Linked DNA regions of Homo sapiens: regions 2, 3, 4 and 5 are each linked to region 1. A link is a loop called in an ENCODE intact Hi-C map of the cell type or tissue named here. Cell type or tissue: Calu3. All regions are shown on one strand. Links, peaks and the distances in the headings refer to the core of each region. The heading gives the core; the rest is flanking DNA.

What was found. Peaks named below come from ENCODE experiments on the same cell type or tissue, not always from the same donor. Only the 100,000 strongest peaks of a DNase experiment are listed, where the experiment ranks them.
Region 2: a loop joins it to region 1, with 6 times the contacts of the local background. A loop is called at or near these places in 15 of 110 quality-filtered maps.
Region 3: a loop joins it to region 1, with 5 times the contacts of the local background. A loop is called at or near these places in 14 of 110 quality-filtered maps.
Region 4: it touches region 1 in a loop (5-fold over the local background); 14 of 110 quality-filtered maps call a loop at or near these places.
Region 5: it touches region 1 in a loop (5-fold over the local background); 18 of 110 quality-filtered maps call a loop at or near these places.

What each region holds. Positions count from the first base shown.
Region 1 is chr2:105,451,650-105,457,676 of GRCh38, forward strand. LOC105373529 (a long non-coding RNA gene) reads right to left here and starts at 3,042. Exons shown (of 3, transcript XR_923141.1): 1 at 2,914-3,042; 2 at 2,154-2,267. In Calu3, for the core only: a CTCF peak has its summit at 3,342; DNase peaks (open chromatin) are centred at 3,312, 3,602 and 4,212.
Region 2 is chr2:105,400,577-105,406,603 of GRCh38, forward strand. It overlaps a transcript of FHL2 not described here. Among named protein-coding and RNA genes, the nearest start is that of FHL2, 4.5 kb to the left of the region's middle. In Calu3, for the core only: a CTCF peak has its summit at 3,416 (motif pointing left); DNase peaks (open chromatin) are centred at 3,425 and 3,815.
Region 3 is chr2:105,377,366-105,383,392 of GRCh38, forward strand. The region is part of intron 3 of FHL2 (four and a half LIM domains 2); the gene reads right to left. It also overlaps a transcript of C2orf49 not described here. Among named protein-coding and RNA genes, the nearest start is that of FHL2, 19 kb to the right of the region's middle. In Calu3, for the core only: no CTCF peak of the experiment used is centred there; a DNase peak (open chromatin) is centred at 2,606.
Region 4 is chr2:105,393,441-105,399,467 of GRCh38, forward strand. FHL2 (four and a half LIM domains 2) reads right to left here and starts at 5,611. Exons shown (of 7, transcript NM_001318895.3): 1 at 5,402-5,611; 2 at 3,207-3,257. RefSeq lists silencers at 5,345-5,564, 5,585-5,714 and an enhancer at 5,392-6,027. In Calu3, for the core only: no CTCF peak of the experiment used is centred there; DNase peaks (open chromatin) are centred at 3,481, 4,041 and 5,101.
Region 5 is chr2:105,518,527-105,524,553 of GRCh38, forward strand. All of the region lies in intron 1 of LOC105375311 (a long non-coding RNA gene), which reads left to right. Among named protein-coding and RNA genes, the nearest start is that of LINC02946, 89 kb to the right of the region's middle. In Calu3, for the core only: a CTCF peak has its summit at 2,897 (motif pointing left); a DNase peak (open chromatin) is centred at 635.

The DNA of each region.
Region 1 (6,027 bases), core at 631-5,630:
ACCACACTGGTAAAAATTAGAAATTGGCAGAGGCCAATGCAGGTGCCGCTGGAGGCAAACAGCAACTCTGGTGTACTGCTGGTGTGAGTATAAGGTCAGATTTCTGGAGGGCAAGTGTGATAGTTAATTTTGTGTCAACTTAACTAGGGCATAAGGCATCCAGACATTTGGTCAAACAGTACTGTGGGTGCTTCTGTGAGGGAGATTTTGGATGAGATTAGTATTTGAATCAGTGGACAGAGTAAAGAAGAATGCCTTCCATGGGTGGGCCTCGTCCAAATAGTTGAAGGCGTGAAAAGAACAAAAGGCTGGCCTTACCCCAAGTAGGAGAGAATCCTTCTCCCTGGTGGTCTTCATCAGCCATGAATCATTGGGTCTTCTTGGCTGTACAGCAGACTGTTGGTTTTTGAACTAGAACTAGACATCAGCTATGCAGATTTTAAACTTAGCAGCCTTCATAACTGCATGAGTCAATTCCTTATAAGTCTCTCTGTCGTTTTTTGTATACGTAGGTAAATAGATCTATCCTTTTTCCCTTGCTCTCTTTTTCTCCATATACATATTTATATATGTGTGTATATACATATATGTGTGTATATATATATACATATATATGCACACAAATCTAGAGGTCTCTAAGAGCAGTTTAACAATGTTTGTTAAAATTTAAAATAAGCATGCCATTTGATGTAGAAATTCCATATCTAGAACTCTGGTCTAAGAATATGTTTGATAGGATGCAAGAATTTTCATCATGAACATATAGTAGAAAAAATGGAAACAAAGTGCTTTCCTACAGAGTTTTATTAGGTTGGTGCAAAAGTAACTGCAGTTTTTGCCATTTTTATAAGTAATGGTAAGGGGAGGCCAAGGCAGGATGATTGCTTAAGCCCAGGAGTTCAAGACCAGCTTGGGCAACATAGTGAGACCCCTATCTCTACAAAAATATATATAGTTTTAAATTAGCCTGTCATGGTGGTATGTGCCTATGGTCTCAGGTATTCAGGAAGCTGAAGTGGGAGGATCTCTTGAACCCAGGAGGTTGAGGCTGCAGTGAGCCGTGACAGCACCACAGCACTCTAGCCTGGGCAACAGAGTAAGACCCTGACTCCAAAAAAAAAAAAAAAAAGATGAAATAGCGCTGTATTTATTGACTTATTATACAGTGAGTTTAAAAAGCATATTATAGGCTGGGTGTGGTGACTGAAGCCTGTAATCCCAGCATTTTGTGAGGCCGAAGCAGGTGGATCACCTGAGGTCAGGAGTTTGAGACCAGCCTGGCCAACATGGTGAAACCTTGTCTCTACTAATAATACAAAAATTAATCGAGCGTGGTGGCACAGGCCTGTAATCCCAGCTACTTGGGAGGCTGAGGCATGAGAATCACTTGAACTCAGGAGGCAGAGGTTGCAGTGAGCTGAGATTGCTCCATTGCACTCCGTCCCGGGCAACGAGAGCGAAACTTGTTCCCCCCCACCCCCCAAAAAAAAAACATAAGTGTCATGTATAGTATGATTCGACTGCTGTAAATGGCATGTTACTTGTGTGTATATGCATATTATGGAGAAAGCTGTCCAGAAATACATTTAGTACTATGTTGACATTAGATCCAGTGGGTCATGTGTGGGTAGTGGGAAATTGGGTCTTTATTTTATGCTTTATACTTTTCTGGATTACTATGTTTGATAATAAACATATTTCTTTTTTTCTTTTTCTTTTTTTTTTCTTTTTTCTTGGTGGGGAAAGGGTCTTGCTTTGTCATTCAGGCTGGAGTGTAGTGGCATGATCACAGCTCACTGTAGCCTCAAACTCCTGGGCTCAAGCTATCCTTCTGTCTCAGCCTCCTGAGTAACTGGAACCACAGGCATATGCCACCACACCCAACTAATTTTTAATTTTTTCGTAGAGACGGGGTCTTGCTATGTTGCCCAGGTTGGTCTCAAACTCATGGGCTCAAGCAATTATTCCACCTCAGCCTCTCAAAGTGCTGGGATTACAGGCATGAGCCACTTCACCCAGCAAATATGTATCATTTTTAGTCAGAAAAAAGGTAAGTTATGTTCAATCAAATAATAAATTTCCACAAAGATTCGAGGACTCAGCTGGAACTAAAATTTTACCTCCAGGATTCTGTCTAATCTCTTCTCACCCACCTTGTTGTGCAGCCGCTGTACGTTGCACCAGCAATCCCAAACCGTAAATTCTCTCCATGGGTAGCAGTATGGTGGGAGTCAGGGGATGCTCCATTAGAAACTTCTGAGACTTCCCTGGCAAGAAATAGGAAGGTTCTCAGGTTCCTCCCCCATCCATTTGTGAAGAATTTCCACATCCTCTTCTGAACCCCACCATGTCAACAATGACAGCAGTGACAAAAGTGTCTGATGTCCAAGTGGACACATCACTCTCAGTTCAAAATTCTGTTTTAATAGAAGCACCAAGATAATAATTGGAGGTATAACCATCCTTGGCGGCAGCCTCAAACAGTTATAATCCTACAGCAGAGATTCCACTTGCCCCTTTAGAATGCACATTCGGCCAGGCATAGTGGCTCACGCCTGTAATCCCAGCACTTTGGGAGGCTGAGGCGAGTGGATCACCTGAGGTCAGGAGTTCGAGACCATCCTGGCCAACATGGTGAAACCCTGTCTCTACTAAAAATACAAAAAATTAGCCGAGCGTGGTGGCGCATGCCTGTAATCCCAGCTACTCAGGAGGCCAAGGCAGGTGAATTGCTTGAACCCAGGAGGCGAGATTACAGTGAGCACATTCAAGCTAACAGATGCTCACGTTTTAAAAACTGATTATGCATTTTGAACCTGTTTACATCTTCAACAATCTTGGATATTATGCAGTGTTCCTAAGTTTATAACAGGCTGTACAAAGTAGTACTTTCTTGCATTTATCTAAGCACACCTGTTTTATACTTTTGGTAAGAGGTGCTCTTCGGGTTTGAGCTTGAGCCCTGGTTCACCTGGAACATCCTATTCAACCATCGCCTTCTCCAGGCTTTTGTGTCTCTTGACAAAAAATTCTCAACTGTATTCTGACTTTCCGTGGCAACATCTTAGTTACCTAACTTCAGTCCCACTGAGTCTTCTTAAAATTGTGGCAACCAGAACTTCCCAAAGAGAAAACGAGTGATGATTGGTGCAGGGATAACATTCAAAGAATTTTACTGATGGGATGCTGGCCAATCGGAATGGAGGTGGGCACAGAGGCCTCCTGCTGTGCAGGTACCGGGGTAACCATCAGGTTGCTGGAACAGGCAGCAGTCCAGTAGAGTGTGGGGTGACTTAGGCATCTTCATGCCATAGTGGGGCCGCCTGGGGGAGCTTGTGAGGCTGCTATTACCAAGGAATAAGGAAGTATTTCAACATTTTAATAACCAGAGGGCAAGCCTTGGTTTTGTGCTTGGATAATGCTGTCTCTTTCCATCATTGTACTGCCATCAGGCTTGCATTTCAAAGAGGAGAACTGATTTCTAATTCCAGTTTCTCACTGAGTACTCATGAGAACTCTGGCCAAGTAAAACTAGGGTTTGGGGCGCAGCAGAGAGTTGGGTCAAATGGCTCCCAGCAACATGAGTCATTAGTTCCAGACTTTGAACTTCTTCCTCTAACTATAGTCACTGATTTACACACACAACACAGATGCTTCAAGTGCCAACAGCCAATAACCTATAACCCGAATGACATTAGGCTGGGACTGAAAGAAGTCAGGCAGCAGGCAGGCAAGCCTTTTAAAGAAAACTGAATCCAAGATCAACAACCCCGGAACTATGTGCCATTGGATCTCCAGCAACACTGAGGATTAGGGGTTGGACAAAAGAAATTTTTATTAAAAAATGTTTATCTTAATTGGCTATTCCTGTACTTTGTGTCAGAATTTCCTGTTTTGTTGTTTACTTCCTTTTTAAATTGTAAACCTCCACTTGCATTCTCCTACCCTCAGATAGCAATCATCAGGATCAGTCATTCTCTTCCTATATTTTCATTTCTTCCAGTTTCTAGCTAGGGTGTTTGTGTTTAGGGCAGTGCCATGGACACACAACATGAGAGGCAGGAAAGCCAGTAATCAACGCGTTCAGGAAACAAATGCCAATAAAGAAGCATTAACGTGAATGATTTGCCTTTGAGTCAGTGAACAAATACCATCCCCTCCAGCCTTTGCCTCTCCTGTCTTTTCTACTGATTGCATCAGAGAGCAGAGACCTGGCTGTTGGCCATACCACAAAAGACAGCTGGTTACAGGACAAGCATCCTTCTGAGGTTACCAAGTCAAAGCCACCTGGGAATAGTCCTGGGTCCCTAGTCACACACTGAAATTCCTCTTGCTTAAGTCTGGAGTAACTGTGGTAAAAGCTGTGCTTTAAAGTTGGTTTTGGGTCCTGGAGTGGAAAGCTTGTCGGATTCAGGGAATCCGACAAGCTTCACCTCCCCAAAACACACCTCCTAATATCAGCACATTGGGGCTTGGGATTTTACAGTTGGTTTTGGGATGAGAGTGGAAAGCTTGTTGGATTCAGGGATATGTGGGAATAAAGAAAGTCCCGTGTGCCTCTATGTGCATGTCTGTGTGCATGAGTGCATGCGTGTGTGCGTGTGTCTACTTGCAGAGTACCTAGGGATGTGAATTAGGTGTGAACCCTTTCCTAAGTGTGTTGTTGGCACACACAAAAGGGAGCATATTGACCAGGATCAAACCTAGCAGCCAAGTGATCATGGTAGGAAAGTATATTCCTGGAGCATCCCCAGAATCTTCTGACTGGGCTGAACTGAAGACACTCTATCATGTGTAGTGCAGAGATAAATTGTGGGGGAATAAACCAGATGGTGATCTGAATTATTAAGTAATGGAAAAGGTTGGTTTCAGGTTTTTGAGCTCACAGTGACACCCACCCATTTGGAGAAAATGCACATCAAGAGAGCCTCAGACTCAACAGAATCCTTTAGAGATTTTCTCAAGGTCTTCGTCTGTGATAATACATCTTTCCTTTGATAATTATGCTTTTTATGTTCTTCAGTGACACCATGAAAGGTGAAAATAGGGTCAACTATTTTGACAAGATCTTCATATCTATACATGAAGATAGTTAATTTGATGTCTGAGATGCATGGGTCCTGGGCAATTGTAACATGTTTAGCAGGATTTTGAAATCATTAGGAAGACAAAGCATTGAGCTTCTGAGCATTCAAGGTCTAAAGGAGTGTTTCCCATTAAAGCAACACACGTATACCACTTCCATTCTGCTGCAAGCCCAGCCTAGTTGGAGGGAAAGTAATGGTGGTATTTATCAGTTTTAAGAGGACAGTAGTCATATTGCAAATGAGCTTTTGCAACTTCATTAAGAGCTTGGAGACCAATTTAGTTAACATACTGAAGTAATTAGCTATAAAAGTCCAAGGATGGCATTTGGGTGGAGGAGAGGATGGTGGACAGGGAACCTCTGAGTGGGAAGGCAATGGGGTCTAGAGGTGCCATGTGAGAAGGCTTCTGGTGATGCCAGGTTGAGCATGTCCTGATTTAAATATAAAACCTTTTATTGATTGTGCTTGTATGCAGATTGAATGACCACTCACACACCTTTGCATCAGAACTTGAATGGAAGCATTAAGTTGGTGATATAGAGATATATAATGCAATTATAGAATATATTTATCATTTAATATATGTACATATATATATATATATATATATCTAGTGGTTATAAACTTGTTTGGGAGTTTCACATGCACACACTTTTGAACCAAAGGGAACAGAACACATTTTGTCAAATTCAGCAGGCTCTTTAATCATGTTGGGTGCCTGGTGTGGAGGCTACACTTGAATTTTGGAAATGATAAAATTTTATTTACCCTTAGTAAAATATAGTTTCCTGGTTTGGGGCCTGGGCAGAAGAAAGCCTTTTAAAAGAGGCTTATTGAAATCTCTTAAAGTGTTCTTGGACATTAAGAAAACAATAGTCAGTTTTATTAAGTGCAAATGTTGTAGAAACATAGAGGTTATATTTCATCTAAAGTACACATG
Region 2 (6,027 bases), core at 541-5,540, 51 kb before region 1:
GTTCTCAAATGGTGAGTCTTAAGCTTCAGTTTGTAAAAACAAGCCCTAAAATGATGAAACATTAATTCTGCATTTATCTTCTTTCTGATTCCTTTTGTCTTATATTTTAATTTTTTTTTTTTTTTTAGCTTTCTGACTTACGGGTGTAATCCATTTAGCTTTGCTTTTTTACTGATAGAGTTATTTAGTTCTGTTATTTTTCTTCTAATAACTGCTTTAGCTGTGTCACATAGGTTCAGCTATGTTGTGTTTTATTATTAAGAAATTCTGCAATTTAATTTTGTGTTTAATTTTTGACCTAATGGGTAGCAGAACATTTTAAATGACCCTGTGGTCATTCGATAGGGTCAGTAAAATCCGGACTCTGGAAACAAACATACCCAGTTTCTACAACAACGATGCACAAAGAAAAACAAGAGAGATGGAGACAGAACCAAGAGATTAAAAAAAGACTTAGCCAACTGCCATGTATGGATCTTATTGGATTCTTTTTTTTTTTTTTTTTTGGATCTTATTGGATTCTAATCAAAGAATAAACTAGTAGAAAATCAATTTTTATGAGACAACCTTGGAAAATATGACACTGACAGGATATTTTCTAGTATTAATGAACAATTTATGTTAGGGGTGATAATGTGATTACACACACACATATATTTTTCTTTTCTTAAGTCCTTGCTTTTCAAGAACAGTGCCAAAATATTTCCTAGTGAAATAACATTATGCCTGGAGTTGTTTCAAAATAATTTGGGGTGGGGAAATGGATAGGGCCTATATATATACGAAATACTATCAGCCATGGATTGTGGATAATCGCTGAAGCTTGATGATGGATATGCAGCAGTTCATCTTACTAGTCTGTCTCCTTTTGTAATGCTTGAAAAATTCCATAATGAAAACATTTTTAAATTACAGATGAACATACCATTTTCTCTTTACCCAGCATTTCCCTTTATAGGAAATTATCTTGTAGATATACTTGCTCCTGTGTAAAACGATAGACACACAAGAGTAGTCATTGTAGAATTGTTTGTAATAGAAAAATACTGGGCCATGTTATGTGTTCGTCAACAAGGGCTTAGTTAAATACAGTATGGTGCATTTTAGAATTATTTACATATGCGGCTGTTAAAATGAACGAGGTAACTATATTTACTGATTTGGCATGATCTCCAAGATAAATCAACTGAGAAAAATAAAAGTAGAGAACACTTTGTAGGTAGAAACCAACCATTTGTGTTCATGAGCAAAGAAAGGACGGGGGAAGACAATGTATATTTATAAGCGGTTGCTTCTGGGGAGATCTGAGTGGCTAGGGGTCATGGGGTGGAAAGGAGATTAATTTTTACTGTACACATTTTTATTTCTTGTAAATTTTGAGCTATGTTAATGTACTCATTCAAAAACTAAATATATATATACACGAATATATACATATATACGTATATATACACGAATATATATATACGTATATATACGTATGTATGTACATATACATGTATATATGTGTATATATACGTGTATATATACACGTATATATACATATATACATATACACATATACACACATATACACATGTATGTATATGTATATATGTATCTGTATGTATATATGTATATATATGTGTATATATGTATATATATGTGTGTATATATATATGTGTGTGTGTGTATATATATATGTATTTGAGATGGAGTCTTGCTCTGTTGCCCATGCTGGAGTACAGTGGCACTGTCTTGGCTCACTGAAACCTCTGCCTCCCAGGTGCAAGCGATTCTCCTGCCTCAGCCTCCTGAGTAGCTGGGACTACAGGCATGTGCCACCATACCCGGCTAATTTTTTATAATTTTAGTAGACACGAGGTTTCATCATGTTAGCCAGGATGGTCTTGATCTCCTGATCTTGTGATCCACCCACTTGGCCTCCCAAAGTGCTGAAATTACAGGCGTGGGCGACCATGCCTGGCCCAAAAACTAAATATATTTTAAAAATAAAAGCAACAGACTCCTTTAAGGAAAATAGGAAACAAATTTGTTAAACTGATATTAATAGTAAGTCAAAGGAGGATGGCAAGAAATTGAGGAGGGGAATGCAATTTCTGGGTTTAATGACATATGCTTTCATGAGCAATTCCATCGAAGGACAAAGTATTAAAAACAAATTTTCATGAGACAATCTAAGAAAATATGTTTTGAAAAGTTCCATCCATCTTGTACATCATTATATTCCTAGGACCTAATTAATTATAGAGCATGGCACATAGTATGTGCTTAATAAATATGTGTATTGAATAAGTGACAGATCACAGAATTGTTTGTGACAAGTCTTTCACTATAGAAAGCGTAATGCTGTCTATGGCAGCATAGCTTGATCTTTGAAGTCAAGCCAGGATTTGAATCTCTGTTCTATCTATGACTACTATGATCTCCAGTAACTACAAAACTTCCCTAACCCTCAGTTTGCTAGTTTGTAAAATGGGCTAATAACATATAGTCTGTGAAATTGTGGCGAAGGTCTTTTGAGATGCACATAAACCACTTAGAACTATTAACACATTACTTGGCATGAAGTAGGCCCTTTGTAAAGTCCTCTGTTTTATTCAATGGCAAAGGGGAAATTAATCCAGAATAAGAAGGAAATGGACTGAACTCCCACCAGAAGAAGAATTAAGGTTCAGATCCTGTTCAGATCCTGTTTCTTCTTGAGAGAAAACCTCTCTGCTATGGATAAAAGGCTAGTTCATGGAAGAAAATAAAAACAAAAAGTACTATTTCCTGGGGAAAGGATCAACGGTGACTGTGATCAGTTATTCAAGTTCTTCTTTTGTTTATTCCAATTATCCTGACATTCCTTCTTGAGACAACACTGCCCATAACGTTTTCCCGTCTCTCCTGTAGGTGGGCTTCAGGGAGAGGCACAGCTAGGAAGGGAGGAAAGAGAGGAAAAGACTTCCTGCGGCTAGCAGGTCTCAAAGCCTTGTCCCAGAGTGCAGCAGGATCCCCTGCAAACCTGTTAGAAGTGCACATTCTCAGGCCAGCTCCTGCTTTAACACGCCCTCCAGGTGATTCTGATGACTAAAGGTGATTTGAAGTAAAATAAATACCACTTAGGGCTTCCAACTCTGGACTCGGTAATTTACCAGAAACCTACGAAATGTCAGTTTAGGGCGTGGGGGAGGGACAGGGAAATAGAGATAGACTAAACATAGACTAGACTCAGGAACTCTAAAATCCAGTTGGAAGTATTACTTCCTCTGTCAGTTACTTCACTCAGGGAAGCAGGAGGTAGAAGTTTGAGCCAGGAGGTAGAAGTTTCAGCCAGTGGGTCTGAGCTGTACAAATGCTGAAATTTCATTCTCTGGGAGAGGCCAAAGAAAGGCAGGGCTTCTAGGCGTGTGCTCGCAACTGCCACCCTGTGGTGGGGTCGTGGGGGGGAGGCTGGTGGGCTAGACCCATCTGTGCAGGGGCCAACAGTAGCCTCCTACCCGGATGGGGGCTACCCCAGGGGGATTAGGATGAGCTCACCATTACCAGGTAGAAAGTGAACACAGGAAAACATGAGCTGGAGGTCAGACCGCCCTATGTTCGTTACCCTAACTGACCACTGCCATCAAGATTGTTAAGCATTTTGTCACCGTTAAAGGATTTCACACAAGCTGTTCCTCCCACTCAAACCTTGGCCAGGAAACTGGTGGATGATTTGCCCTTGATTCAGAGGCAATCATTCTTAATTGCCTCACATGGTTGGAAGGTGAGTAAGTGTCTAAGATCATAAATGCTGGCGGGAAGGGGTCAGGAGTGATCAAACCAGCACCCCTCCTGGCAGTGGGGTCAGGAGGCAAGTCCCTGCATGCCTTCCCATGACACAGTACCAGATCCCAGGGTGGTGGCACAGAAAGCTGGATTCGCTTTTTCTGGAAACACTATTTGCCCGGATCCAGCAGGGAAGTCTATGAAAGATGACTCTACGGGCAGGGTATGCACCTGCCTGTGCCCGTGAGCTGGGTGCAGTTGTGACGGGAGACCCAAGGGCCTCCAGCAAACAGGAGGAACTTGATCTGGTTACAGGAACGATCTTGCAGGATCCAAACTTTGTTTCTCTGCCTGTCAGACTTTCAGGAAAAGCTCAGCTTTCCACAAAGGGCAAGCTCTTTTCCTTTTCTTCTCCCTTCTGCCATGCTCTGGTTAGGAGGGAAAATGATTGGCTCTTTCTTGAGATACACAATTTCCATATCCCATTTCTTCCCTCTCTCCTTTTTCACAAACTATTTGTTGGATATAAATAATCAGTGTTTAAAGCCTCAAAACATGCCTGACTTTTAGCCAAATCCACAAACAACTCCATGATTCCGAGTTTCCCATCCTTGGTTAGAGTTTATTTGGAGCGTCGGATACAGTTTCCACTGTGGCTTTGATACCTCTTTAAGAAAGACTCTGTTTGGTACATTAATGACCAATAGAATGAAACTATTCACACCCATAGTTCATTTGGGCCAGTAAATGTTGCTGGATGGTTTCAGATGAAAAGTATTTGTAAGGTAGACTCTGAAAAACTTTGCTTCTTATTTGAGATCTCTTTGTCTCTGATTTCAGTCCTTTTCAGGAGCAATCCATTCACTTCTCTGCCTGCCTTCTCTTAGAGTTTTACTCTTTTTTTCCTCTGTCAATGATTCCAAAATCCATTTAAAGGAAGTATTAATGTCTAAAGTCTGTGCAAACCTGGCAAAATTCTCTTTTGAGTGAACGGTTTGCTTCCCTAAAATACCTGAAATGGGAGATTCTTCCAGGCATTTCTGAAATGGGGGAGTCTCATGCCTCACTTGTTCCTCAGAATGTTTATGTTATTTTATTTGAGACAGAGTCTTACTCTGTCACCCAGGCTGGAATGCAGTGGAGCAATCTCCGCTCACTGTAAACTCTGCCTTCCCTGATTCAAGTGATTCCCCTGCCATGGCCTCCCAAAGTGCTAGGATTACAGGCGTGAGCCACCATGGCTGGCAAGAGTGTTTATTTTAAACCACACCAAGATCTGTTATTCTTTGTGAATTAACTTTATGAGTCAACATTAAAAATTTGAAATCCCAAGTTCTCTCTTCACTGCCACCAAGGTCGTTTTGTGCTATTTCCACTTTGATTAGGGTCATTAACAGAAAATCCCAATAGTCTAACTAGAAAGAGCCTGGACTGGCCAGGCTCTAGGAGGCAGGGGGTGAACCCCAGGTCCAGGAGCTCCTATGGAGCAGTGTATGTGGCCACAGGTAACACCCTTCACCTTTGTATGTCTTCTTTACATTATCTGTGAAATAAAGAATGTACCACCTCTCTTCTTCCTTTAAAGAGTTATTTCACATTATCTAGTTTTTCCTCAAGCCACTTTTATGGCTAATTGACAATTGAGAATGTCTCCTGTGGCTAATTCTGCCCCATGGTACAGATTTGTGTGTGATGAAAACCTATGCTTTAAGTTCTAGAGAGCATGTTTAGGAATACCTTTCACCTATTTCAGAAGGTACTTTAAAATTGGACCTGGGAGTCATGACAGAGCTTCCTGGAACAACCAAGCATCTTTCTCCATCCTTGCAATAGTAGTTGACTGCTGAAGTACCAGAAACAGATTTTCTAAAATATCTGACCTTCAGCATCTCCTGGCAGGACTGTTTGGCAAAAATAAAAAAACCTTCAAAAATTCTGGGCCATCCTAACACTATAAATATACTTGGAATCGTGTGTACAGTCAGAGATGCTGAGCAATTACTCCTCAGTAAGACCAGAGGAGTCATTGTCTCCATGGAGGGCCGGAGGGGTTCCAGCGGTGAATCACCATCAGATATCTGAACTATTCATGTAGCCATCTTTAAACTCGAGGGCTTTTTCTTATCTTTTTTTTTTTTTTGGCCTTCCTTTTGATAACTTGAAATTCAATTTCCATTTGGCACATGGCTGTAATGTAATCTAGCTTCCCAGCCATTGCTAACACTTTCTGGACTCAGTTCTCTGTCTCACGCTCTTTGCATGGAGGGTCTGTCT
Region 3 (6,027 bases), core at 628-5,627, 74 kb before region 1:
CACGCCTGTAATCCCAGCACTTTGGGAGGCCGAGGCAGGCGGATCACCTGAGGTCATGAGTTCGAGACCAGCCTGGCCAACATGGTTAAACCCCATCTCTACTAAAAATACAAAAATTAGCCAGGCGTGGTGGTGCATGCCTGTAATCCCAGCTACTCAGGAGGCTGAGGCAGGAGAATCTTGAACCCGGGAGGTGGAGGGTGGAGGTTGCAGTGAGCCAAGATCGCACCATTGCACTCCAGCCTGGGCAACAAGAGTGAAACTGTCTCCAAAAGAAAAAAAAGTAAGTTTTGATTGTTATGTAGCAGGTAAAAAACACCGTTTCAGAAGTTACCTCTGTCCCCCTGTGCAGGCGAGCCACCTCATAGAGGACTGCTCGTTTGGGGAAAAGCTGCAGAATGTTTTCCATGACCCAAGAGTCACTGTCTGGCTGGGACAAGAGACCTGAAGGAGTAGGCGCCAGGGAGAGGGGAGGAGATCCTTGGCCTCTCTCTGGGAAGATAGTTGCTTTTTACATGGTGGCTGCCCTGCCCAGGGAGGAGGCATTACGCCCAGAGGGGTGGCAAGTTATCAGTGACAAGAGAGGGAAGAGAAATACAATTTCTAGAAAATTTGCCTTTTGGGACTGACCTTCAAGAAAAACTGAGAGAGAAATCTCCAAGGTCAACAGGAAAGCAAAGCCACTAGATGTCACCACAGCCAGTGCTCCGGTCATTAAGTCCCCAGATGGAGGAAAGAGCACATCAGCATGCCTGCACAGACATGGAAAAGCTGGCTAAGACATGCACATGGGTCCAAGGCACTGCAGAATTCCATTTTTCCTACAGTTAATATTTATGGCACAAAAATGCAATAGCTACAGTTTAAGACTGATTCATTGACACGTGACACTTGAAACTGTCCCTCTAAATGTGGATATTATCCACATGTTACTGGACTAAGCATCCATGCAAGACTTGGAGACCTTCTGCAGGCGCAGCCTGTCCCCCCACACCCTGCTCTATCGGATCCCACCTCGCAAGGTGAAGGCCGCATTCTCTCAGGACAACCTGGTCTGCTATATCCCCTGGGAACCATTTCGCCTTGGCTCCTGCCAGATGCTGCCCTTTCCCTTCAGGCTGGTGTAGAGTGGACACCTGAAAGTGCTCCCCATCCCATTCGGGTTGGGGCATGCAGAGATCCAGGTTTTGTCCTAAGAAACAAAAGACAGAGTGCCTTCCACAAAGTGCCTTTGCCTGCCCAGGGCTGCGTTATCTCGGCATCATTCCCTGGGGCCATCTGCACTCAGCTCCGCAACGTTTCTCTCAGCCTACCTTTATGACTGCACACACAAGCATTCCTGAGTGAATATGCGTGCAGCAGTTCCTAATTCTAAAACCTTCTAAAGGAAACTCTTTTCCCTGAAGATAAATATTAACCTATGCTCACGTTCTTAAGTTTTGTGGTGTACAATAACTAAAAATACTCTGTAAACAAGCTTGCATCATTGTTGTTGGTGGGTCCTCAGTGGGAACAGAACTGGCCCACCTCCCTGCTGCAGTACAGGGTGGTGGGCTTCCTGGGCCAGAAATGCCTGAATGCCTGCTGCATGCAAGCAGGATGGGAGAGCATGAGGTCCCACAGTCCACATCTCTTGTATCACTGTGGGTCAAGCGCCCGCCCCTCTGGGATCCCAGGAGCACGTGATTAAATTGCTTGGTTATTTCACCCTAGGGGTTCAATTCAAGGGCCCAAATGCCAGATTGACTAAACTTAAATCCTGGCTCTGCCCTATGCCACGTACATCACCATTGGGAAGTAATTGAACCTCTCTTGCCAGATTTCTGACCTGTACAGCAGGAATAATGGACCCACTACTGGCTGTAACAAGCATGTATAACAGTTGCTGGTATGTATTACAATTGCTCAATGGATGTTAGTATAAGTCATTATTTAGACCACAGCTAATAATGAGAAGAGTTGCCTCAATGTGTCACTTGCTGAACCTACATTTCCTTATGAAGACAGTCCTATCAATGAGAATATCTGCCACCTTAAAGCTCCACGTTGGTAACTCTACCACTCTACTTTTGTAGGTGCTTTTTCATTTTAAATCTAAAATTCTTTTTCTTAATTCTTCATACCTATTTTGAGCCATACGATAACTCTATGAAATAAAGTTTTATTCTTATAGATGAGCAGATTCAATGTAACGACACCAAAAAGTGTTTTCTCCAACATTCCCACTGCCCTTCCACCTGAAATGATCCGACAAAACTAAACTGTGCTCCTGTTTTTTACCTGGCACGTCAGCCCCTTTGCAGATTGACCCCAACTCGCTTTCCAACCTGACCCTCTGCTCTGGTCCCCTCTTCCTCATCTCCATGCCTTTGACCATACTCTGTCCCTGGCCTTTGAATGCCCTTTCCCTTCTCCCCAAAAGGCCAAATCCCACTTGGCTGCAAGTCCCAGCTGAAATCTCATCTGTTCTGCAAAGCTTCCTTGGCCAGGGCAATGCTGGCTTCAGGGAAGCCATGTGCCACGCCGGCGACCTAGTTTGTATGTCTCCTTCCAAATCCTATTTGGAAACTCGTAGGTAACTAATTATGCCACGGGGTTTCCCTGTCACTCTCTGAATGGGGCGCCCAGTTTGTGTTGTCTTTAGAAGTCTGAGTCAAGTTAATAAATTCATGTCACTGCTTCCTCCTGGACTCGCTTCTTAAGAAAGTTCACAATAAGGAGGAAGTGAGGAAAGACTTTATGATAAGAGGAAGGTAACTCAATACTGCCAGGTTTGATTGTTTTAGAGATCTTGGCCAACATGGTATTCTCTGAGTCTCAGCAGGAGGGAAGATTTTAGCCACACGATTCCCTAGAGCTTAGAGGTAGACTAGAAAATGCCACCAAAAGGCCTAGAAGCGAGATTGTCATTGATTAGACCCGGGTGCCTGAGCCTGTGCTTCCTATCACACTCTGAATCTTTACCTGTGAAGACCTAGTGCCAAGTGACCCTTTTCTTTTCTTCTATCTATCTGTTCTGTCTGTCTATCTATCATCTATCTGTTTAGAGACAGGGGTCTTGCTATATTGCCCAGGCTGGTCTCAAACTCTTGGCCTTAAGTGATCCTCCTGCCTCAGCCTCCCAAAGTGCTGGAATTACAGGCATGAGCCACCACGCCCGGCTCAAGTGACTCTTTCCAAACAGAAAAGCTCCAAACCGATTTTTAGTTTCAGTTATTAGCACCATGCCGGTAGCTTAATTTTGCTATTTCATTAGTACTCCATTGTGAACAGCAAACATGAGTGTAACAGAGATAGCACTTCGATGCTGAGAGGAACAGGGTAAGAAATATGGACACCTTGACAGACTTGCTCAAGAACTTTAAGATGGAAATATCCGGTTTTAAATTCCTCTAGAGAGAAATTGAAAACAAAAAGAAAGAAAAAAAAAGTCTTTTATACTTCCCAGAAAAAAATACCAAGGCTAATCTTGTGCTCACAGAAATGTCATACATTGCAGTAAAATGTTGATAAACATGTACGATTAGGCCCACACACTTCCTTTCTGGTTTTGTATTTTTCCATTGCAGAAACATTCCTAACATGGGCTGTGCCTGTTGCTTGGCTCCGAATGTGTCCTTTTTGAGACTTTAGCTGAGCTTTAGTGGCAAGTGGCCTGGAGGGAGCCCTGGACCCCTCAGTTAATGGAAGGTGGCTCTGGGTGGCAGGGTCACCCAGACTGAAACGTCTGGCTCTCATCCTCCCTCCTTCGCACCCCATTCCACCAGGGCTGGCACCAACCATTCTTCAGATCCATACGATTTCACTTCAGACATGGATTCTCATGTCATTCATGCTCAGCGTTATGAAAAGATATTTTCTGCTTGAGATCATCAGGTTTCCAACTGTACATTCTTTCAAATCCTTACAAATAAAGATGCAGAAAAATGGACAACAGCAGAAATGACAGCACTGTGTTGGCATGTCACAGGTGCTCCCTAGACGTTAACTCACTCAATTACCCCGACAGTCCCGTGAGCTAGGAACCCCAGTGTATAGACATGGAAACGGAGGCTTATAGGTGGCAGGACTTGTCCCCTTCGCGCAGCTTGTCAAAGGTGGAGCCAGGGAGATTTGGTTCCGGGGTCCAGCCTCGGTGCATGCGAGGTCACTGCTGAGCGCTGTGCACCTCTGCTGCTATGTCTTGTGGCTGAACTTTTGGTTTTATGCACTGACAGGCCAAGTTCGTGCACTGACAGGCCCTTCTCATGAAATCCATCCAGACAGCTTTGCTTCTGATCCTAGGACCCTGCTTGATTAAATTCCCTTCACAGACAGATTTTTGTCTTTTAGGAGGAAATCCAAATAAATACGCGTTTTCAGTGCTCGTTACAAACTCTGTGGACAAATTCTACACGGAAGAAGATCCAAGAAGGTAATTTGCTCATTGAGAACTTAAAAACCACCCCAACAAATAAAAAAGCACCAGGTTGGCAGGCTGGACCCTGAGAATGTGACTGGAGTAGGTGCTCTTCCCAGAAAAGGGTCCAGAAAGACCAGCGAGGGAGGCCTGTGTTACACCGAGGACAGAAGGGTGGGTTTTTCAAACCTGACCTTACACCTTTCACTAGGCTTGGTCAGAAACCTTCCAAAATATACTAGGGGCATCTAGATTTAACCTGTATGTGTGAAAACCTTCGTCTCCTATTTCAGAGCCCTGCCAGGTTGCTTTCTGCCAAAATATCACTGAACATTTCTGTCCATTACCAAACATTAACTGAGACTTTTACAGCCAATTTGATCATCACTTCAATGTTTCCTATTAGCTACAAAAGCTGGAAAGAGAGTTTGTGAAACAACTTGAGCCTCAATTCTGCAATGTAATCATCACCATCTAAAGGGGCCCATGAGAAGAGTAGGGGCCTCTGACTGAAGGTCACTTGATTGAGGCCAGGTGGTCACCATCTCTTACTCATAAGGACTGACCACATCTGGCCCGAGAGTCACATAGACAGGGTCCTGCCCGAGGCTGCAGGTAGCAGGTGGCATCACATGCTAGGTGAGGACCCTCCGGGTCTGGGCTCAAATTGTACCTCGGATACTTCCTAATCCCTTTAACCCTTGGCAAGATCCTCATCCTCTCTAGGCCTCAGCGGCTACTCCATAAAATGGAATGAAAAAAGTTCCTACCTATAGGGTGTTAGGAGAAATTTAGATCATGCAGTTTAGGCATTTACAAGTGCCTGGAACAAGTCATCAGGCAATACACAGTGGTTTCAAAGACTACCACTAGAAACTAAACCCTGAATGCTAGTTTCTGATCTGCAGATCTTTTGTTCTTGTTTATTATTTTTTTTTTCTCTTTGTAGCACCCTCCAAGCACATGGGTGGGTATGGTGGCCAGTCCAATTTCATGGCATTGCTTGCAGACCCATGGAACATTCAAAGTCTAGGTTACGTGTGTCGCCCAGGGCTTAAAATCACCAATTTGTTAAATGCACAGTATTAGCAGCTGTCTCTGGAGTTATTGGCCAGCCTATTTTTTATTTTTATTTTTTTAAGATGGAGTCTTGCTCTGTCACCCAGGCTGGAGTACAGTGGCGCAATCTTGGCTCACTGCAACCTCTACCTTCCAGGTTCAAATGATTCTCCTGCCTCAGCCTCCCAAGTAGCTGGGATTACAGGTGCACGCCACCACACCCAGCTTATTTTTGTATTTTTAGTAGAGACGGGGTTTCGCCATGTTGGCCAGGCTGGTCTCCAGCTCCTGGCCTCAAGTGTTCCACCTGCCTCGGCCTCCCAAAGTGCTGGAATTACAGGCGTGGGCCACTGTGCCCAGCCCTATTTTTTCTTTAGTTGGTTGAATTTTTGAAGCCCAGAACGTAGGCAGATCCCCCAAAAACTCTGTAATCAGTCTACGAAAATATTTTGTTAATGCTAACAGGTATCCAAGAAAAGGTTCAGGAAGCATGTAATGTCAGAGGATCATAAAATTGTATTAGCATTGTCTATTCTCCACTATTACACTGGCCATACAAATCAATAATC
Region 4 (6,027 bases), core at 489-5,488, 58 kb before region 1:
GCTTTCCAGAGACAATTAGGAAAACTGGTCTATGTGGGCTCTTTTAAAAAATACATTATAAAAGTGCAGTGTTTTCATGCAATTGCCCCGTCTTCTACCAACCGTAAGCATTGGGAAGGGTGCCCACTACCTGTCGCTGAGACCTCACCAGCAGGGAACACACACAGGACCAGGGGCTTTGTGAATACTTGTGGAATGGATGAACAAATGAATTGACGGGTGGATGAATACAAACATGTCAGAGTACAAACATACAGGCAAAAATCAAGCATGAAAAATTAGAAACATATTATGTGAACAATCCACTCTGCATAGCAAACCCAACATGTAATGTGGTTTGGCATATGACATCATGAGCTTCCATCGCTGCCCTCGTCCCTCCTTCCAGATAAGCTGCTGCTTCCGCAGCGGATATAACTCTTCTTATTGTGTTTGGACTCCAATCCCATGTGAACACACAGCTGCACAGTCCAGGATGCAGCCTGGCCAGGTCAAGAAGCAAAAAGCCAGCTGGGAGTCGTGCCCACTTTGGGAAGAACGCACAGATCCCCAACACGGGCTCCAGGTGTCAGCAGAAGGCCCTGATGTTCTACAGACATGTGATGCCTATAATCAAAGATCCTCCATTCAAAGGCACGGGACTCTCACACCTGGAAATGTGCTCAGAGAATACCCCGCACCATTTTATTTTCCTACGGATGGGAGTATCTACACACAAAAACCGCTCACCCCCAACACTCTTCATTTGTCTAGCTAAACGGGTTGTTTTAAACAGAAATTCTGATAAAACGGAGAGGGCCATCATGTCAAGGAAAGTTGCTGTTTTATAAACTAGAATAATGGATCAAGCCTTGGAGTCCCTAAAGAGAGAGGATCTCTTGAGCCCAAGAGTTCGAGGCTGCAGTGAGCTGTAGTGCTGCCACTATACTCCAGCCTGGACCACAGTGTAAGACCCGGTCTCTAAAAAAAAAAAAAAATTTATATCAGTTGGATATGGTGATGTGTGCCTACAGTCCTAGCTACCTGGGAGACTGAGGCAGGAGGACTGCTTGAGCCCAGGGGTTTGAGGCTTTAGTGAGCTATGATGGCACCTGTGAAAAGCTACTGCACTCCAGCCTGAGCAACAGAATGAGACCCTGGGAAAAAAAAAAGAAAAGAAGGAAAGAAAGAAAGAAAGAGAAAAAAGAAAGAAAGAAAAAAAGTATCTAGCATCCACTTGAAATCTATTTTTAAATTGTTGGATTTTAAACAATCTTAGTTTGTAAGGTATAAAATTGACTATGCTTACCACTGTATAATATATTTACAGATTAATTTAATAAGCCTTTACTAAATGCATGTACAGACAGGTGTCAGAGGTGTATTATAGTTTACATAAACTGGTAACTTCCAACTTAAAAAAAATAAATAAACATCTTCATCTCTGGTGGTTCTGCATGAGGCAATGTTTGAATAAGGTAAACTGCTGTCTTCTGAATTATCTTTTGAATATTGAATACTAAAAATAAAGGGAAAACAATAAATATCAAATTTCTGATCTGAAGTCCATGACTACAAGAGGAGTTACACTTGTTTTGATGTCGTTCAGCCTTTTGAACCCAGCCGACAAGAATGTGTTGAGTAACCACTGTTTTCCATGTGCTACGTGAGGCACTGGGAAGCTGAGATAAAACACACAGTCTATGAAGGAGTTCCAGTCTAGTTCTAGCTCCAAATAATTTAAATCACCTTTAAGATCCCATCTTGTCATTTAATCTCAAAACACATCAATTGCAGCCATGCAGGACAACCATAGCTGCACACGCTAGAATGGCGGGTGGCCTCGGGTCCGTCAATCACACCAGTGTGGGGACCAAGGGAGACTCCATCCTGCATGCTATGGCTCTACCATGCCTTCCCTGAGTGAGTTACGAACACTTCTACACCTACAAAACGAAAACCACCCACTCTTCTTCATGGCAGGGGTCTCCTCTCACCTCCCAAGTGCGGCTCACTGTTCACTCTCCCAGCTATCTGAGGTGCCTATGACCCCCACCCCCATGCTGGCCTTTCTCTTGGCATCCAGCAGCTTCCATGAATGACTGGCCACCTCCTTCTCACTGCAGTCCTGCCACTCTGTGGGGTTTCTCTGGCGCACTGCAACAGGACTCTGTCCCGAGAGGCTTGCACAGTTCCTTCTGCTTCCTTCATTGACTGCCTGCTTCTTAGTGACTCCAAAAGTTGTATTAACCCAAGCAGACAGGTCTATTTCCTTGTTGACTGACAAGCTCCATATTTACATACTGCAAGGACATTCTGGCATTAATTCTGTTCACCCATGAAAACAGGGCAGCTGCTTCTGCCACAGACATCCCACATCTCACTCAAGACCATATGACGGGAGGATCTTGAAGCCGCAGACAGAATCAGGCTAGTAAAGGCGTGGGCCACCGAAGGCTGAGGATGAGTGTGAAGTCTAAGTTCACACCAGGCAAGACACCACCCACGAGCACTGGGATGGACCTGGGAGACCAGACGCTGCTCCAGACCCCTCGTGACATCCCCATGCAGAGAGCATGTTTTACAGCAAGAGGAAAGCCAAGACTCCCAGGAGCAAAGTAGTGATCAAATCTTAAAAAAAGGGAGAATGACAGTTGGTGGGGAGACTTTTTAAATAGATGTTACCAGAGAGCTGTAATAGTCAGGGTTTTCTAGAAAAATAGAACCAACAAGAGATGTACATAGAGAGATTTATCGCAATGATTTAGCTCACACAATTACGAAGGTGAAAAAGTCCCAAGACCTGCAGTCAGTAGGCTGGAGACCCAGGAGAGCCGATGGTGCAAATTGCAGTCTGAAAAGAGGAGACTCTATAGACCCAAGAAGAGCCGATGTTTCAGTGTGAGTCCAAAGGCGGAAAGGACCAATGTCCCAGCTCAAGCAGTCCGGCAGGGGGGCTTCCCTCTTACTCAGTTTTTTTGTTCTATTCAGGCCTTCAACTGTTTGGACAAGGCCCACTCACATTATGGAGAGCAGCCTGCTTTACTCAGTCTACCCATTCATATGTCAATCTCATCCAAAAACACCCTCCCAGACACACCCAGAACATATGACTGAATGTTTGGGCACCGCATGGCCCAGTCAAGTTGACACATGAAAGTAACCATCACAGTAGCTAAAACTGAAATCCACAATTTAGGATAACAGAGGAAATTCACTTGACTCACCCCAAAGTCAAAATGCCAGCCTAGTCTCCAGGAAGACACAGTTCTCAGCCACTAGAGAAAGCACACGTGTTTTGTTTCAGATGGTCATCTTGAGGAAGCGAACTCAGTATAATGCAACTTGAGATGGACACTTAATAAATGTGGCTTTGATCAAATTCTCATAATAAAACCGCACAGAAGAACCCAATGTCTAATGTTTCCATTCACCCAAGCTCAAGGAACTTTGTACCTCAGGGCATCTGAGTCAGAGAGCCGCTTAGCGACTCAGGCCCGGTGCTGACAAAGGAGGCTGCCTGAGTCACTGAGGCTGAGTAACTGGCCCTCGGCACAGGACAGGAGTAAACTACTCCTGATATCTAGTCTGTTTTTTTTTTTTTTTTTTTTTGGCAATATTCTATTGGGCGTTTTTGACTGCAATTTAAATATCTTTCAGTACTGGAAATGGTTTAACACGCAATCTTGGGTCAAAGTATGCATCATAAGGCCTCATAGAAATATTCAAATGTTAAAAAAAATAAATAAATATTCAAATGTTCCTCCCGTGGTGCGTTTAGTGGTTAGAACTCAGGTTCTCCAGTTAAGCTGCCTGGGGTCAGATCTCAGGGCTACCATTTACAGCCCGGGAAACCCTGAGTTAAAGTTACTTTGATCTCTGTTTTCAGTGTCTTTACCTGTAAAAATGAGGCTATCAAATATGTATACACTGTCTATGATGTCCAGGCTTCTTAACAACCCTAACAAAAAGACAACATCATTGTCCCTGTTTCCCAGTGGAGAAAACCGAGACACTACGAGATTAAGTGACTTGGCCCAGGCTGCACAGGTTGAGGGACCCGGATGTAAATTTAGGCAGCCTACATGCAGTCCCCGGCATCCCCTAGCCTACTGCATCTGCCTGTGGCTATTTGTGAGACGGTGAGCTAAAATGAGACAGAACCTATGTGCCCAGAACAGTTTCTGGTCTGTAGTAAGCCCATCATTAGCCTTCATCGACATGTTATGGTGTAAACGCATTTTAAACCATGGCAGGCTAATAAACACCGTGGAAACACAATTCTGTGTATTAACTGATGATCTTCTAAACTGGGGGGTGATCTAAATCCAGTAACACTTGACAAAATTTTATATAAATGCACAATGAAATGTTCTTTGAGTTTGGTTTTATTAAAGTTTAATTGATAGACTAGGAATTCCTGTACTTCTAAGACTTGATGCAAATGGTTTTTGTTTTTTTGTTTTTTGTTTTTTTTTGTCTAAAACATCTTCAGGATAGTGCAAAACCTCTTTTCTTTAATATATTATTATAAAACACTCATTAGTAGAGTCAGCACCAAAAATGTGAGATGTATTGGGAGTTGTGTTTTGAAGACAGTTCTCCTGATTCTAAACCCAAATTGTGATTTATTACCTTCCAAAATATGTGGAAGGGAGTGCGGGCCTTAAGTTCAGTGATGTCTAAGTACACTGCTGCTTGCAAGCCAGCTACACATTTCAGCTAACCGGATTAGCCTACTTCCAGTTAAAACCCGACTGAGGATATGAAAATAAATATGACTGATTCATTTAAAATCAGAAAAACACTCAATATTTTCTTCCCTCTATTTCTGGTATGCTAAGATATCACACGAGTGCGACTTAAGAAAAACTTAGAATCTTTTCATTTAAAATAAGCCATTTTTGTTTTAACCGAATGGTTCAGTTATTAAATGTCTACCTGAGTCAAGGAGCGAGGTCACACTGCAAACTCCACTTATTTCTACTAAAGGGAAATGGCCCGGACTCCCCCGCGCAGACCACCGTGCCAGGACAGCCCGCTCGGGAGTCGGGCCTGGAAGCAGGCGGACAGCGTCACCTCCCCGCAGCCGCCGGCTGGGACCCGCGGCCAGCCTTTACCCAGGCTCGCCCGGTCCCTGCCCGCATGGCGGTGCCCCACCTGGTGAGGACGCGGGCTGCAGTCCTCCCTCTGGGGATGAGTCGGTGGGCTCCTCTGAGCTCCAGCGCCCCCAGGGTCTAGACCCCTCCCATTGCTCCGCTCCCCTCTCCCCGTGGTCTCCCCACCCCCAACCCCCAGGGTTCGGCTCTCCTCTCCCGGGTCTACCCCACAGCTCAACTCCTTTCTCCCGGCTTCTCCCCGCACGGTTCGGGTCCCCTCTCCCAGTGGTCTTCCCGGACCCACAGCTCTGCTCTCCTCTCACCAGTCTCCCCAACTCCGGCTCTGCTCCCCTCTCCTTGGGTCTCGCACCGGATTCGGCCCCCACTTCCGAGCCCTGGTGGCTAAGCCCCTCGGCCTCCCTCCGGGGCGCAGGGGGTTGGAGGTACTCACGGCACCGCAGCGGGCCGGGGACTCCCGGACGGGGCTGGAGGGCGCGGGCGGCTGGTGGCTGCGGCTCCGCTGCCGGCCGAGTGGAGCGCTGCGCAGCTCCCGCCCTCGAGAAACCCCGCCGTGTCATTTGACCATATAAGGAGATGCACGCCTCGGCTCGCTGGCACCGGGCGTGGGGCGCGGGGGGCGGGCGCCCCCAGGCCTCGCGGTTGCCGTGCCCCCGCCCCGGGCTGCGGCGGTCCCGGCCCGTACCCTTTGTTTGCCAGGGCTCCTTTCTTCGTGCCCTCCGGGTCTTGGGAGCACAGTAGTTATCGGGAGCGTCGCCTCCGGCGTGGGCTCTCGGGCGCGAGTTTCGGACGAGGCCTGGGCGCGGTGGCAGGGGTCTGCCCACGCCGGGATCTCTGCCTGGTCCCAGGAGCGGGAGACTGGAGAAGCCCCAGGACGTGCCGGGGGAGGCGGAGGGAGGAGGGGGTCACTTCTCAGGAGGCATGTGCCTGG
Region 5 (6,027 bases), core at 546-5,545, 67 kb after region 1:
TGACTGCCATGGTCTGCAGGCGGGGTGGGGCAGGGCTAGGAAGGGTCCATGGCTGGGACCAGCTCCAATGTTGATGAGCGTTTCCTTTATAAGAGGTGCTGAGCAAGCACTGTCCTCATCCAATCCTCCCAACAAACTTGGGAGTTTGGTTTGTTAATCCCCAGGTCACAACCAAGGAAGTCACCTCTCACGAAGGCCACTCAGCTGATGGACAGAGTCAGGCCTACATCTGGCCTCCCTGATCTGCTTCCCCAGGAGTCCAAAGACCCAGATGTCCTCCACATTAGCTCATTTCCCACCGCACTGCACTTTGTCATCCACACCAAAGTCAGGTGGAGTTAATTCCCTGCTAAACTCATCCTTGGCTCTGCAAGATGAATGCCGAACCCTTAGCCTAGGCCAGGAGGGGAACCCTTCACACACCGGGGGCCGCAGCTCCAGCTCAGCCCCCAACACCCATCAATGCACACAGGCTATTTGACCCCCTTGACAGCTCCCAGGCAGCCCACACTTGTGTCTGTGCACGTGTGCTGCTGCATCTTCCAGGGACCATGCTTCTCCTCTAACGCCTTGTGTAAGTGTGACCTCTCTGGGGAAGGTCTGCCTCATCCCCTGGGGAGACACACTTGCTCCCTCATCTGGGCCCTCTTGGCATGGTGTTCATTCTCCACTGCATAGCGCTATCATTGATCAGTTTGCATGTATGCTAGGAGCTCCTAACCAGTATTTATTGGACCTCTGCAAGCCTGGGAATCTGTAAGTGCTGAACTCCATGCAGGCAGGGCTGTCTCAGCCACCTGCTGCCTGGGTGGCTCTGGGCAGGCCCTTCAACTCTGTGCTCAGGATCCTCATTTGCACAATCAGCTAAAAGTAGCATTTTGTTCCTAAGGTTTTTATAAAAATTAAATTAGTTAATATAGATGAGGTGCTTAGAATAATGTTTGGCTCACAGTAAGTAAAAGCTAATAAAGATTGACTACTATTATTATACTCAGTAAATATTAAATTAATACATGAAAATAGCACAAATGGAAGCCCAATTTAGCCTTTTGCCCTTCACAGACCGCAGGTTCCCTTTCTTCCGTATCTATAAAAAACTTTCTGGACAAAGTAGTTACTCAACATTTATTAAATACAAAGAATAAATTAGTTTAAATATCACAGAAAAGAAGGATGCTAAACCCCACACCGCCACTTACTGGAAGATATCATGCACTCAAACCATAGGCTATTACTAAACTTCAGTTTGTCTTTAAATAAAAATTCTTGGGGGGACAGAGTCTTGCTCTACTAGAGCTAGAGTACAGTGGCATGATCATAGCTCACTGTAGCCTCAAATTTCTGGGCTGAAGTGACCCTCTGCCTTGACCTCTGAGGAGCTGGCATGCACCATCACACCTGGCTGACTTAAAAATAAATTTTTTTTAAGAGATGGGGTCTTGCTATGTTGCCCAGGCTGACCTCAAGCAATCCTCCAACCTCAGCCTCCCAAAGCACTGGGATTACAGGTATGAGCACCATACCCAGCTTAAAATTTTTTATTTCTAACTGACAATCAAGAACTTGCACTGGAACAACTAGCAGGGAGCGCTGCCCCTTCAAGATATTTCTTACTTGTTTTAGCCAAATTGGTTTCAGTTTGGGTGAGATTAGATTTTCAGTTGTTTTTTAGTAATGTAGACACACATTACTATATGCTTATTTATATCCTCTGACTTTGAGTGTTCTCAAGGGTTCTAGTCACAGAGTCATCTAGTCTTTAGGAAAAAAAGAGACCAGAAGGGCATTAACATATATTTAGTTCTGACCATGTGCCAGGCATGGACCTCTGGGTTCAAATGGCCTCATCTAGGATATGGGATAAGTAAGAACAGAACGGTTAAGTATGTGTGATGAAATTTAAGTATTTCTGGAATCTATAATGCAACAAACCGATATCCCCTATTCTCTTACCCTATCCATTTGTGCACTCATTCTTGCCACAGCTGTGTCAGGTATCTATGCCATAATACAGCTGGGCACCTCAGGGGGACCAGGAGAGCAACATTAACCTCTAAGTTCCAAGCAGTTTATATTTGAGATTAATGCTAAGGCAAGTTCACAAATAGTATAATGGGCAATGTAGGACATATGAACTAAGACATTCCACGGTTCCAAAATGTAGCCATACTTACACTTTTAAAATTTAGGGATAAATTCTGCAATTTGCGTGGAAGTATAAGGTACATGGACATTTGCATCTTCTGTACAGTTATTTGTTGTGAGAACGAGAGAGGTCTATCTTATGATAATTAGCATATTGAATGTTTATTACACTAGTTATTGAAAAAGAATCTCTTAGTATTTTTGCTTTGCTCCTCAAGTTTAGTAGGGAAAAAAGTAAAATGAAAACAAGATAACACACACAATAAGAAGAATACAAATTCATTTCTTATGATTGTTAGTAGTAGACATAAATTTCAAAAAATGCATTTGCAAGCAGTATAGTTGATGTTTCAGAAACTATTGGAATGATAAGCCAATAGGTTTTATAATTGTATATAAAAATTATGAAAACTTGTGTTAGTTTGAAGGCAACCACAGGTATTATTTAAATGCATAATTCCTTTGGCAAAGTAGGTATAATCTAGCTGAATCATACTCTCTAGACCATCTGCTATTCTGTTTCCCCCTAAAAGGCTTAGGGTAAAGTAAGCCTTTCATTGTGCTATGTCCTTATGTGAAAAGGTATTAAACAAATTATATTGACCTGATGGGAACCAACAAGTAAAAGCTGGTTATATAAAATAGGCAGCTATTTTGGAGTCTTTAAAAAAACAAACAAACAAAAAAAAAAAAAACCAAAGGAAAACCAACTCTGCCATCTGGTGTAAAAACAGATTATTACAACTTCTTTCTTCAAACAAAGCATAGTGGCTATTCCAGTTATTCCTTATTTATCATTGATTATCATGATGTGGTGAGAATTTTGAGCGAGTGTTCCCCCTCTCCCTCCTTGGGTAACTAAAGCTTGATGTACATATATTTTAAATTGTTTATGGGAATATTTCTAAAATAATTACTAATTTACTGCCTTATTAAGTGAGAGATAATGAACCCAATTACATCTTTCCTTGATGATGCAGCGTGCTGACTGTATTGGTCCATTCTCTGTTGCTATACCAGAATACCACAGGCTGGGTAGCTTATAAGGAAAAGAAGTTTCTTTAGCTCATGGTTCTGGAGGTTGGAAGGTCCGAGAGCATGGCACCAGCATCTGGCGAGGGCCTTTCTGCTGTCTCATGACATGCGGGAGGCATCCCATGGCAAGACAGGGCAAGCGTGCATGTCAGCACAAGACTCTCTTTCTCTTCCTATAAAGCCACAAGTCCCTTCATGGGGATGCACCCTGATGACCTTATCTACTAATATTTCCCTTTAATGCTAAAAGATACCATCTTCAAATTCCATCAACATATGAATTCGGAGATTAAGTTTCCAACACATAAAATTTAGGGGACACAGCCAAGCGCGGTGACTCACGCCTGTAATCCCAGCATTTTGGGAGTCCGAGGCAGACAGATCACTTGAGGTCAGGAGTTTGAGACCATCCTGGCCAACGTGGTGAAACCCTGTCTCTATTAAAAAAAAAAAATTAGCTGGGCATGGTGCTGGGTGCCTGTAGTCCCAGCTACTCAGGAGGCTGAGGCAGGAGAATTGCTTGAACCCATGAGACAGAGGCTGCAGTGAGCCAAGACTGTGCCACTGCTCTCCAGTCTCCAGAGAACAAGACTCTGCCTCAAAAAAAAAAAAAAAAAAAAAAAAAGAAGAAGAAGAAGACTTACGCCTTCTCTTACGCCTGTAATCCCAGCACTTTGGGAGGCCGAGGCGGGTGGATCACCTGAGGTCAGGAGTTCAAGATCAGCCTGACCAATATGGAGGAACCCCATCTCTACTAAAAATACAAAATTAGCCGGGTGTGGTGACGCATGCCTGTAATCCCAGCTACTCGGGAGGCTGAGGCAGGAGAATTTCGTGAACCTGGGAGGTGGAGGTTACAGTGAGCCGAGATTGCACCATTGCACTCCAGCCTGGGCAACAAGAGCAAAACTCTGTCTCAAAACAAAACAAAACGAAAAACCAAGAAAACATTTAGGGACACATTCAAACAATACCACTCATTATGAGCATTAATTAGCTTACTTTCTCTGTAATAGATAACAGCGATAACCTCAGGGTTAAACAATACTTTCGTCAAGCCTAACTGACCTCATGGATTGTACTTTTTTAGCTTGCAACACACAGTGTTTAAATTTCTGCTCAGTATGGCATTACTGCCTGCTGTGGAAGCTGGCCAGGAATCTGGGTCAAGGTGACCAGAAACCCGGTTGCAGAAACCTGAAGCTACAAGGCAGAGATGGGTTTCACTGCAAACAGGTGGCCTCCAGATGCAGCAGCAGACCGTAAAAGTAGAGCAGAAAGTCAACAGGTCAAATTGGCAGGGAACTCTCATGGGACAAACTCAAGGAAGAGGCCAAAAGAATAAAAACTAAGGGGAGGCCGGGCACAGTGGCTCATGCCTATCATTCCAGCACTTTGGGAGGCCGAGGCGGGTGGATCGTTTGAGATCAGGAGTTCAAGACCAGCCTGGCCAACATGGCAAAACCCCGTCTCTACCAAAAATACAAAAAAATCAGCCAGGCGTGGTGGTGTGCACCTGTAATCCCAGCTACTAGGGAGGCTGAGGCAGGAGACTCAGTTGAGCCTGGGAGGCGGAGGTTGTAGTGAGCCAAGATCGCACCACTGCACTCCAATCTGGGCAGAGAAAATGAGACCCTGTCTAAAAAAAAAAAAAAGAGGAGAGTTGAAGGGAGACAAGAGAACTATGTGATGGTCTAAGCACTGTTGCCCAGACAAGATTCTACATCTTTCTTCACTGTGGCTCCAGCTCACCCCTACTGAGTTCATTCCAAATCTTGGTGCTTCATTCATCACTAGTATCACAGCAGAGCCCAAACTTCAGTAGGAATAATAATCAGCTGGAGGGCAGATCACAGAAGGATCCAAGATGCGCCTGCATGTCTTCATTTTTAAAATAAAACCCACAGATGACCTTGATCCAGGTGGTACGAAGGCCCCAATTTGAGAAACAAAATCAACTCCTAAAATTCTATAATCAAAGTTGTTTGCCACATGCCAGAGTTGAACAAATAACAGATCTGGAACATATAAGTTGTGTGTTGTTTACTTTACTACTGACCTTTCTTTACCTAGAACCCTTTCCCATAAACCTTATTAATATAGAGAGTTTCATTAACATTGTTGAGGACATATTTATTTGAAACATTTTTTAAAATAAAGTAGATGGCCGGATGCGGTGGCTCATGCCTGTAATCCCAGCATTTTGGGACGCTGAGGCAGGTGGATCAAGAGGTCAGGAGTTCAAGATCAGCCTGGCCAATATGGTGAAACCCTGTCTCTACTAAAATGACAAAAATTAGTCAGGCGTGGTGGCACATGCCTGTAGTTCCAGCTACTCGGGAGGCCGAGGCAGGAGAATCGCTGGAACCTGGGAGGCGGAGGTTGCAGTAAGCTGAGATGGCGCCACTGCACTCCGGCCTGGGAGACAGAGCAAGACTCCGTCTCAAAAAAAAAAAATTAAAAAATTTTAAAAAATAAAGTAGATAAACAGTGTAATATTTTTCTCCCAACAAAACAACAATGTGAAATTTTATTACTAAATACTCTGACACTAGGGGTAAATTTGTAATTCCAGAGTACTGGAATCAATTCAAGCATTAAGAGCTTACTGCCTGATAAATATTCAGTTTTGGAATCTTTGCAGTGCCTGCTTATAATTTTCCCTTAGCCTATGAAACATGTTTTTGCTCATTTCACCTATCTAGACTCTAAATTTTATTTTACGAACTTTTCAAATTTCTTTTAAAATTGTTTATTTTATCATTGTATAAAATCTTCAAATGACAATGTAGAGTGATTTTTTCCAAATATTTTTCTTTCTTTTTTGGAGACAGAGTCTCGATCTGT